Regions from separate parts of the Homo sapiens genome. Here region 2 is linked to region 1. A link is a contact called in ENCODE Hi-C or POLR2A ChIA-PET data. All regions are on one chromosome and are shown on one strand. The core of a region is the stretch at or near the end of the contact, and the rest is flanking DNA. Distances in the headings are between cores, read along the strand shown.

Region 1 (3,816 bases), core at 623-3,122:
TCTGTAAAGGCAATTTTTATTTTTTAATTTTTTTTAATTTTTATTTTTTTATTTTTTTGAGACGGAGTCTCACTGCGACCTCTGCCTCCTGGGTTCAAGCGATTCTCCTGCCTCAGCCTCCCCAGTAGTTGGGATTACAGGTGCCCGCCACTGTGCCTGGCTAATTTTTATATTTTTAGTAGAGACGGGGTTTCACCATGTTGGCCAGGATGGTCTCAAACTCCTGACCTCAGGTGATCCGCCTGCCTCAGCCTTCCAAAGTGCTGGGATTACAGGTGTGAGCCACCACACCCGGCCTGTAAGGGCAATTTTCAAAGAGCTATTTCTATCATTTTTTAAGCTGATGTGTTCTTCTTTGACTGCCACACCAACTTTATGCCTTATTTTCAACATCTTCAGGGTATTTATTTTTTTAATTATTGCTTTAAAGCCTAATGAGGCCAGGCATGGTGGCTCACACCTGTAATCCCAGCACTTCGGGAGGCCTAGCTAGGTAGGTGGATCACCTGAGGTCAGGAGTTCAAGACCAGGCTGGCTAACATGGCCAAACACTGTCTCTACTAAAAATACAAAAATTAGCCAGGTGTGGCAGGCACCTGTAGTCCCAGCTACTTGGGAGGCTGAGACAAGAGAATTGCTTGAACCTGTGAGGAGAGGGTGCAGTGAGCCGAGATTACACCACTGCACTCCAGCCTGGGTGACAAAGTGAGACTCTGTCTCAATAAATAAATAAATAAAAATAAAAACAAAGTCTAATGAACCATATAACAGATATTCTAAAATATGTTCTACCCTTCAAAGCCAGTTAAGTCTAGTACCTGTTTCATAACAAACAACGATCCCAGTGAATGTTCTGCTGTAATTTCCATGGTGAGAAATAGTTCTTCATAGTCATGCGGCTCCCAGGGTTCTTCTGAATTGGTTTGGAATCCAAGACAAATGGTAGCTTGTTACTTTTAGCAGTCACCACCAGGTGACCCTGTATGGTGTGTGTGAGCAGAGAGGCAGGGTCAGCAAGGTCCCTGAGTATACTGGGTTAAAAAGTGCCCCTCCCCTCCTCACTCAATTCATGTCCACCTGGAACCCTCAGATTGCTACCTTATTTGAAAATAGGGTCTTTGTAGATATAATTAGTTAGGTTAGGATGAGGTCATACTGGATTAGGATGGACCCTAAACCCAATGACTGGTGTTCTTATAAGAAGAAAGAGACGGCTGGGCGCAGTGGCTCACGCCTGTAATCCCAGCACTTTGGGAGGCTGAGGCAGATGGATCACGAGGTCAGGTGTTCGAGACCAGCCTGACCAACATGGTGAAACCCCGTCTCTACTAAAAATACAAAAATTTAGCAGGTCCTGGTGGCGCGCGCCTGTAATCCCAGCTACTCAGGAGGCTGAGGCAGGAGAATCGCTTGAGCCCGGGAGGCGAAAGTTGCAGTGAGCTGAGATCGCGCCACTGCACTCCAGCCTGGGCCACAGAGCAAGACTCCATCTCAAAAAAAAGAAGAAAGATGGCCGTGTGATGACAGAGGCAGGGACTGGAGAGATACAGCCACAATGCCAGGAGCCACCAGAATCTAGGAAGAGGCAAGGAAGGACTCTTCTCCTTCCTTCAGAGGGAGCATGGTCCTGGCAACACCATGAGTTTCAACTTCTTGACTCTCAGACTTTGAAAGCATAATATTTGTATTGTTTTAAGCTGCGCAGTTTGGGGTAACTTGTTTCAGCAGCCCTAGGAAATGAATGAACTGAGGAATCCCTGAAGGATGTCACTAAAGGGGGGCAGGCAGAGTCAAGACTGTCCTCTCACTTGGGACTCCTGGGCAGAGGACTCTCAGCAGCTATGCTGTGGGCAGCGGGTGAGAGGAATGTCCTGGAGGGCCAGAGCACAGTGACCAGAGATGGGAGTATCTCATTTCAACCCAACTGCGGCTGCTGAGATGTGAGGAAAGTCCAACTGATGCAATCCTGGGAACGCAGAGTTAGAGCTGCAAATTAAATAGACTCCAGGAGTAAACTGGGAGAGAAGAGCCTCTGTAACATGGTGATCTTCTCAGTATACCAGCATGCATAAATTTAGGGCCACTGAGCCCAGCCTGAAAATTCTGCAAATAGTTGAACCACAGTAAATGGAAAGATTTTCATTATGAATTATGGGAAAGTGTTCCTTGGGGAAATCCAAGCTTGGTACTTGAGCCAAGACTCCACTCTAGCTGAATTTGGTCATGTATGCTTATATAATAATGAAATTGATACACTCTTTCACTATTTGATGGTCACAGCCAAATTATTTTTTAATGGTTGTGCTTAATATTTATTTACAAGCAGTCCTCCAGAAGGCATGGATTTCACTGAGGAGCTGACCTTGGTGAGGAGCTGTACTCCCACCATGATCGCATGACTCTGGCTGCTAGGGCTGCTTTGAGTTCCTTTTCTAAAGGGTGTTAGTGCTGGCCAGTGAGAAATTATAAATGGTTATTCTCAGACACAGCTTGGATTGATCCAAGACCTAGTTAACAAAGATGCTCTACATTAGGACAGAAAAGGTAACTGTGGAAACTTTTCTTTAGTTCTGCAAAACTTTTTCCAAACTATTATCTCTTCACATAGACTTTCCTAGACCCATATCCTCAAGGCTTTTAATAAGTAATGATTTTCTAGTCTGGATTCAAACCAAGACCTAAAGCCTCGAGTGCCTGCCAGGCCCAACCACATGGTGCTGCTCAGCGTCAAACCTGCATGAGTCTCCTCCCTTCCTTCTCTTAAAACCAATGAAGCTGGCCCAAAACCTTATTTCTGAAATTTTTATGTTTCATTTTTCCCAGAGGAATAAGATACATTCTGATCCCATAATAATCGAATCACAAAAGAAACCATTGAGGGCATTTGCTTTGCTGAACTGATGAGATGAATGATTAATTGTCTGGAATTCAGCTTCCTGGAGAGGCAAATGGAGGTATAGGAAGGCCAAAAATTAAAATTAAAATTAAAAACCAGAGGAAAGAGAAGAGAAGAAAAGGAAAGTAAAAGAGAAAAAGAAAGAAACGAAGGAGAAAAAACTATAAAGTGGAAGAGGGAGAAAGTGGAAAGAATATTCCTTTGGGTTGTATATTGTCTTCTAGGGCCACCATGACAAAATACCACGACTGGGGGATTTAAACAACACCAGTTCATTTTTTTCACAGTTCTGGAGACTGGACCTCCAAGATCAAGGTGCAGGCAAGGCTGGTTTCTTCTGAGGTTTCCCTCCTTGGCTTACAGATGTCCGTCATCTTACTGTGTCCACACATGGCCTTTTCTCTGCGTGTGTACCCTCTGGTGCCTCTTCCTCTTCATATAAAGATGCCAGTCATATTGGATTAGGGTCCAGGGAACAGGAGCAAAGGACCTGATGTGAGAGTTCAGCACTTGGTTCCAGCCTTGATTTCTCCCTTGGCCAGCCAATTCCCAACACCTAATCCAATATGACTCCTTCCAGCTGAGTGACTTCTTCAGGGACCCTATCCCCAAATACAGTCACATTTGGTACTTGGGGTTAGCACTTCAACATATGAATTTGAGGAACACAATTCAGTCCATAATAGGTTTTTTGGTGCCTACAGCTCGCCTTTAACAGGTTGTTTGGTGACCACAGCTATGCCTTCCCTGGTTTAAACTCTTTACCTCATTTCTTCTTGTTTACTATGGACTGAAATGCTATAACGAATGACTTCTCAGAGCTTAGGCTAGGCCCTGCAATTAGTTCATCCTTTTTCTTAGGAGAAATTATGTCCAGAATAATAGTGAATTAACATGCCAAAGGCACATACTATGTGCAT
Region 2 (3,816 bases), core at 862-3,361, 100 kb before region 1:
CCTCAGTTTCTTTATCTGTAAAATGAGTTAGCACCTATCTCAATGGGTGGCTACGAGGACTAAATGGGGCCTAGTTCACAGTAAACACTATGTGAGTGTTAGCTGCTATCATACTTTTCTGTGCATACAGGTGGACAAAAGTCTGGGGACCAGGTTAAATACTTGCTACATTTCTGCAATAGAAATCTCCACTATCTGCTTCCATTCCTTTAATTTCATTAATTGCTTCTAAGAGCATTATGTAGACAACATTCTGCTTAATTAAGAATCATGGTGGCTGGGAGCAGTGGCCCATGCCTATAATCCCAGCACTTTGGGAGACTGAGGTGGGCAAGGAGGTCAGGAGTTCGAGACCAGCCTGGCCAACATGGTGAAACCCAATCTCTACTAAAATCACAAAAATTAGCCAGGCATGGTGGCGGGCACCTATAATCTCACCTACTCAGGAGGCTGAGGCGGGAGAATCACTTGAACCCAGGAGACAGAGGTTGCAATTAGCCAAGGTGCACTCCAGCCTGGGCCACAGAGCAAGACTCTGTCTCAAAAAAAAAGAAAAAAAAATCATGGTTATGAAATATCCATTAGTTGAGATTTCCTGTGTGATTATGCACACTAAGAGCGTGCACTACATGGGTAGATATATGAAAGGGCGGATACAACTTTGTAGGGACTGAAACTTATATAATATGGGGGCCCTCTTGATGAAAAGGAATACAAAATCACAAAAGCAAAATTAGATAGAAAAGTGAATATTAGCTGGGCACAGTGGCTCAGGGCTGTAGTCTCAGCTGCTCAGGAGGCTGAAACAGGAGGATTACTTGAGCCCCGGAGTTCAAGTTCAGCCTGGGCAACATAACAAGACCTCATCTCTTAAAGACAAACAAAAAAAGTGAACATTTACTTAGAATGAGAAGTGAAAGCATAACAAATCACTTGTTCAATGATTTGAAAGGCAAAAGGTCATGAAAGGCAAATGAAATGGAGATTCCAGGGGCTGGCCTGTGCATACGTCCATGGTGTAGGTGGTTAAGAGCAGCAGCTTCAGAGTGGTCTTGATGAGGTGGAGGACCTGATTCACACGTCTCTCCCAGACCAAAGTCAATAAAGTTAAATCCATTCATCAATAAAGGAGATTTGTTACATGTAAACTGCAGCAATTTCGTTTGTTTTCCTTTTTTTAAGACTTCATAGATATAAATATTTACAGATATGTCTGATCCTACATTCTAATTTGGGATCAGGAAAATACAGTTGTGTGTTTCCTGTTAATCATAACCTTCATCTAGAAAAGGATTCTTCTTCAGATCCTGGGTCTTACCTGGTTGGGGAAGGGAGCCTGGAAATGTGGGCCTGGGATATCAGGTCAAGATTACAGTGCCTTTACTGTACAGCACACTTTGTTTTGATCTTCTTCTCCTTCTCTCCCATCTCTCTCATGTGTGTGAGTTTTCAGATGTTGTATGGCTGACAGAGAAAGTATGTGTGTAAGAAGACATGTGGAGAGTCCTGACCCTGTGGGCTTCTCATGGTCTTCTGGGCAGTTTGGAAGAGCTAAAGCTATTCTTTTGAGAAAGCATTGTCCTGCTCAAGGACAGGGAAGGGTGCAAAGCCTATCTGTATCTTCCTCCCATTTCTTTTTCTCACTGTCTTCCTCACTTGTCCTTCTCTCCCTATACTGGAAGCCTACACAAATACTCACTAATTGAGATCTCTGAAAGATCCAAAAGCATGAATAGCTAAGGGTGGTAGAGTTTTGGCTACTGTAACAGGAAATGGGAAGTTCAATGTCGGGGGCCGTGGGATGGTCAGCTTCCGGGCACTTATCAAATGACTCAGGCTATGCCTGCCCACTCAGCTTACTCACAAGGCCACTACTGCTTTTGGCAACAAGCTGACCCCTGTATTGGGCGGTGCAGCTGGCCAGCTCTGCCAGGCCCAGTGAGAGTGACATGCCCACGCCAGCCTGTTCACACTTCCTCCTCAGCCAGAAACTGTGGTGCGTAGAAGAGTGTTGTAGATTCCAGTGTAGGACATCATAGAACTAGTGCTTCCTGAAGCCAGGGTTCATCTAAATGGATCAGGGAGGTGCAGAAAGGTAGGAACAAAACTGACATCAGCCCCATGATGGCAAATGAGACCCGATTCTGCTGAGTGACTCAGAGTTTCATCTTGTTAACAAATATATGTAGCAGCCATTTATTCAAGTATTCATTCAATAAACAACTCAACATATGCCAGGCACTTTGCTGGTGCAAAAGATATAAAGTTCACATGTTCATTTATAAAACATATGAATATATCAGAAATAATACAGTATAATGTGATAAATTCTGTAATGAAAGATAAATAAAACTTTAAGTAAGCCAAAAAATAGCAAAGATTAATTATGTGTATCTGTATGTGTGTGTGGGTTCTCATTCAAACCAGGGAAATGTGATTTTTTGTTTCTTAAGGACCTCAGTGTCTCCTGCCAGTACAGCCCCTTTCCCGGTAAGAACCAGCTTTCCCCTCCCACCTTGCCATCAGGGCCACCTTCTTCTAGTGCATTTTGAATGAAAGGGGGTCATCTTACACCCACTCCTGAGGTGAAGTGGCCTGTGCTCCAGCCTTTCCTCCATGACCGCCTCTTCTTAGTGACCACTCACAGCTCCTGCAGTTACTGTCCTATCCCTCCTTCCCCTCACCAGACAGCATCTCATGTCTTTTCTTCCCCAAATATCCCCCCACACAAAGCTGCCATATGTAAAGACTTATGGGAGGGCTGAGGTTATGGAAGGGGTCACAAGATGATGCAGAAGGAAAACTATTTAGAATAAAAAATCAAATGCCACCGTTCTTTAAAATGCCATAGCTATCCTCACCTCAATAAATATCTCACAGTCCTTCTTGAGCCCCTCACCTGCCACATGCACATGACCCTCGTGTCTCTCACCAGAGACCACTGTTTGTTCCCAGCGATGCAGTCCCTGTGGTGTCTCTTTGTTTCCCTGAAGAAAACTCAAAATTCCCATTACTTCATTCAGCAAAAGTTCAATAATTCTGTGTCCCAGCCTCTCCGGGTCAGACTCAGACCTCGTGTGCATAAATCATGGCCACACCTTGATGTCTTTTCCTTTGAGAAGCTTCTCCCCTAGATGCAGAACAGCAGCTGTCCTTTTGTTGTTGATGATGTTAAAGCATTTTGTTTTCATTGTTGTACACATGAGAGGTAGAATGAAATTAGTCTGTAGACCAGAGTCTCCTATGGAGTCCCCCATAACCAAGGAGGTGTGGGGAATGATGCAGAGCCCAGGGAAGGCAGGGTCCAGAGACGGATGACTGCTTGGGTTAAAGTTTTGCCTGTGAGTCAGGGAATGTGTTCTGACAGTCTTCTTGAATCCTACCACTCTTAAGTAACATGGATTTGATGTTTTCTTTTTTACTTCAAACCTGTGGTTCTAAGCCATGAAAGGATCCAAGGGCTACCGCAACACGGCAGTCTCCCAGTGTGATGTGGATGGCAGATGCTTATGTACATCCCACCTCCTCGCCCACATGGCTTCATCTGTTTGCCAACTCAGCATGGCCAAGTAACCTGTTCACAGTGCTTCAGATAATTCAGAATGAGAATAAGCCAAAGGGGAAAAAAAGCAAAGAAAAACTTTCTTTTGTGTCAATGACCTAGGCAATGTCGGGATTTTTTTTTTCAACTTAGATCATCCAGAATTTGGACTTGGGTCTTTTTGAATCGCTTCTAGGGATTTTTTTTTTTCTCCTGTTTTGGGAGATCATTCTAGCCCATTTGAAGGGCTGTGATTTCAGCACCAGCTGGGTTCC

The links. A loop is a pair of places that touch in the nucleus more often than their neighbours do. ChIA-PET counts read pairs that join two places held with the same protein, here RNA polymerase II (POLR2A). Pooled maps may share reads with other maps.
Region 2: a map of endothelial cell of hepatic sinusoid shows a loop between it and region 1 (4-fold over the local background). The contact joins two enhancer-like sites. A Hi-C loop is called at or near these places in 3 of 168 maps with a recorded cell type or tissue (endothelial cell of hepatic sinusoid and heart left ventricle) and 1 of 50 pooled maps. POLR2A ChIA-PET finds 5 or more read pairs at or near these places in 3 of 52 experiments (AG04449, HEK293 and OCI-LY7).

The regions. Positions count from the first base shown.
Region 1 is chr13:44,028,912-44,032,727 of GRCh38, reverse strand. It overlaps NRAD1 (non-coding RNA in the aldehyde dehydrogenase 1A pathway), which reads right to left. Exons shown (of 3, transcript NR_026955.1): 3 at 2,265-3,816. Among named protein-coding and RNA genes, the nearest start is that of NRAD1, 8.5 kb to the right of the region's middle. Within about 2 kb of position 1,872, at least 3 of the 41 ENCODE cell types and tissues checked have a DNase peak (open chromatin) inside an H3K27ac peak, as active enhancers do.
Region 2 is chr13:44,130,971-44,134,786 of GRCh38, reverse strand. All of the region lies in intron 2 of LINC00390 (long intergenic non-protein coding RNA 390), which reads left to right. All of the region lies in intron 1 of SMIM2-AS1 (SMIM2 antisense RNA 1), which reads right to left. Among named protein-coding and RNA genes, the nearest start is that of LINC00390, 15 kb to the left of the region's middle. Within about 2 kb of position 2,111, at least 18 of the 41 ENCODE cell types and tissues checked have a DNase peak (open chromatin) inside an H3K27ac peak, as active enhancers do.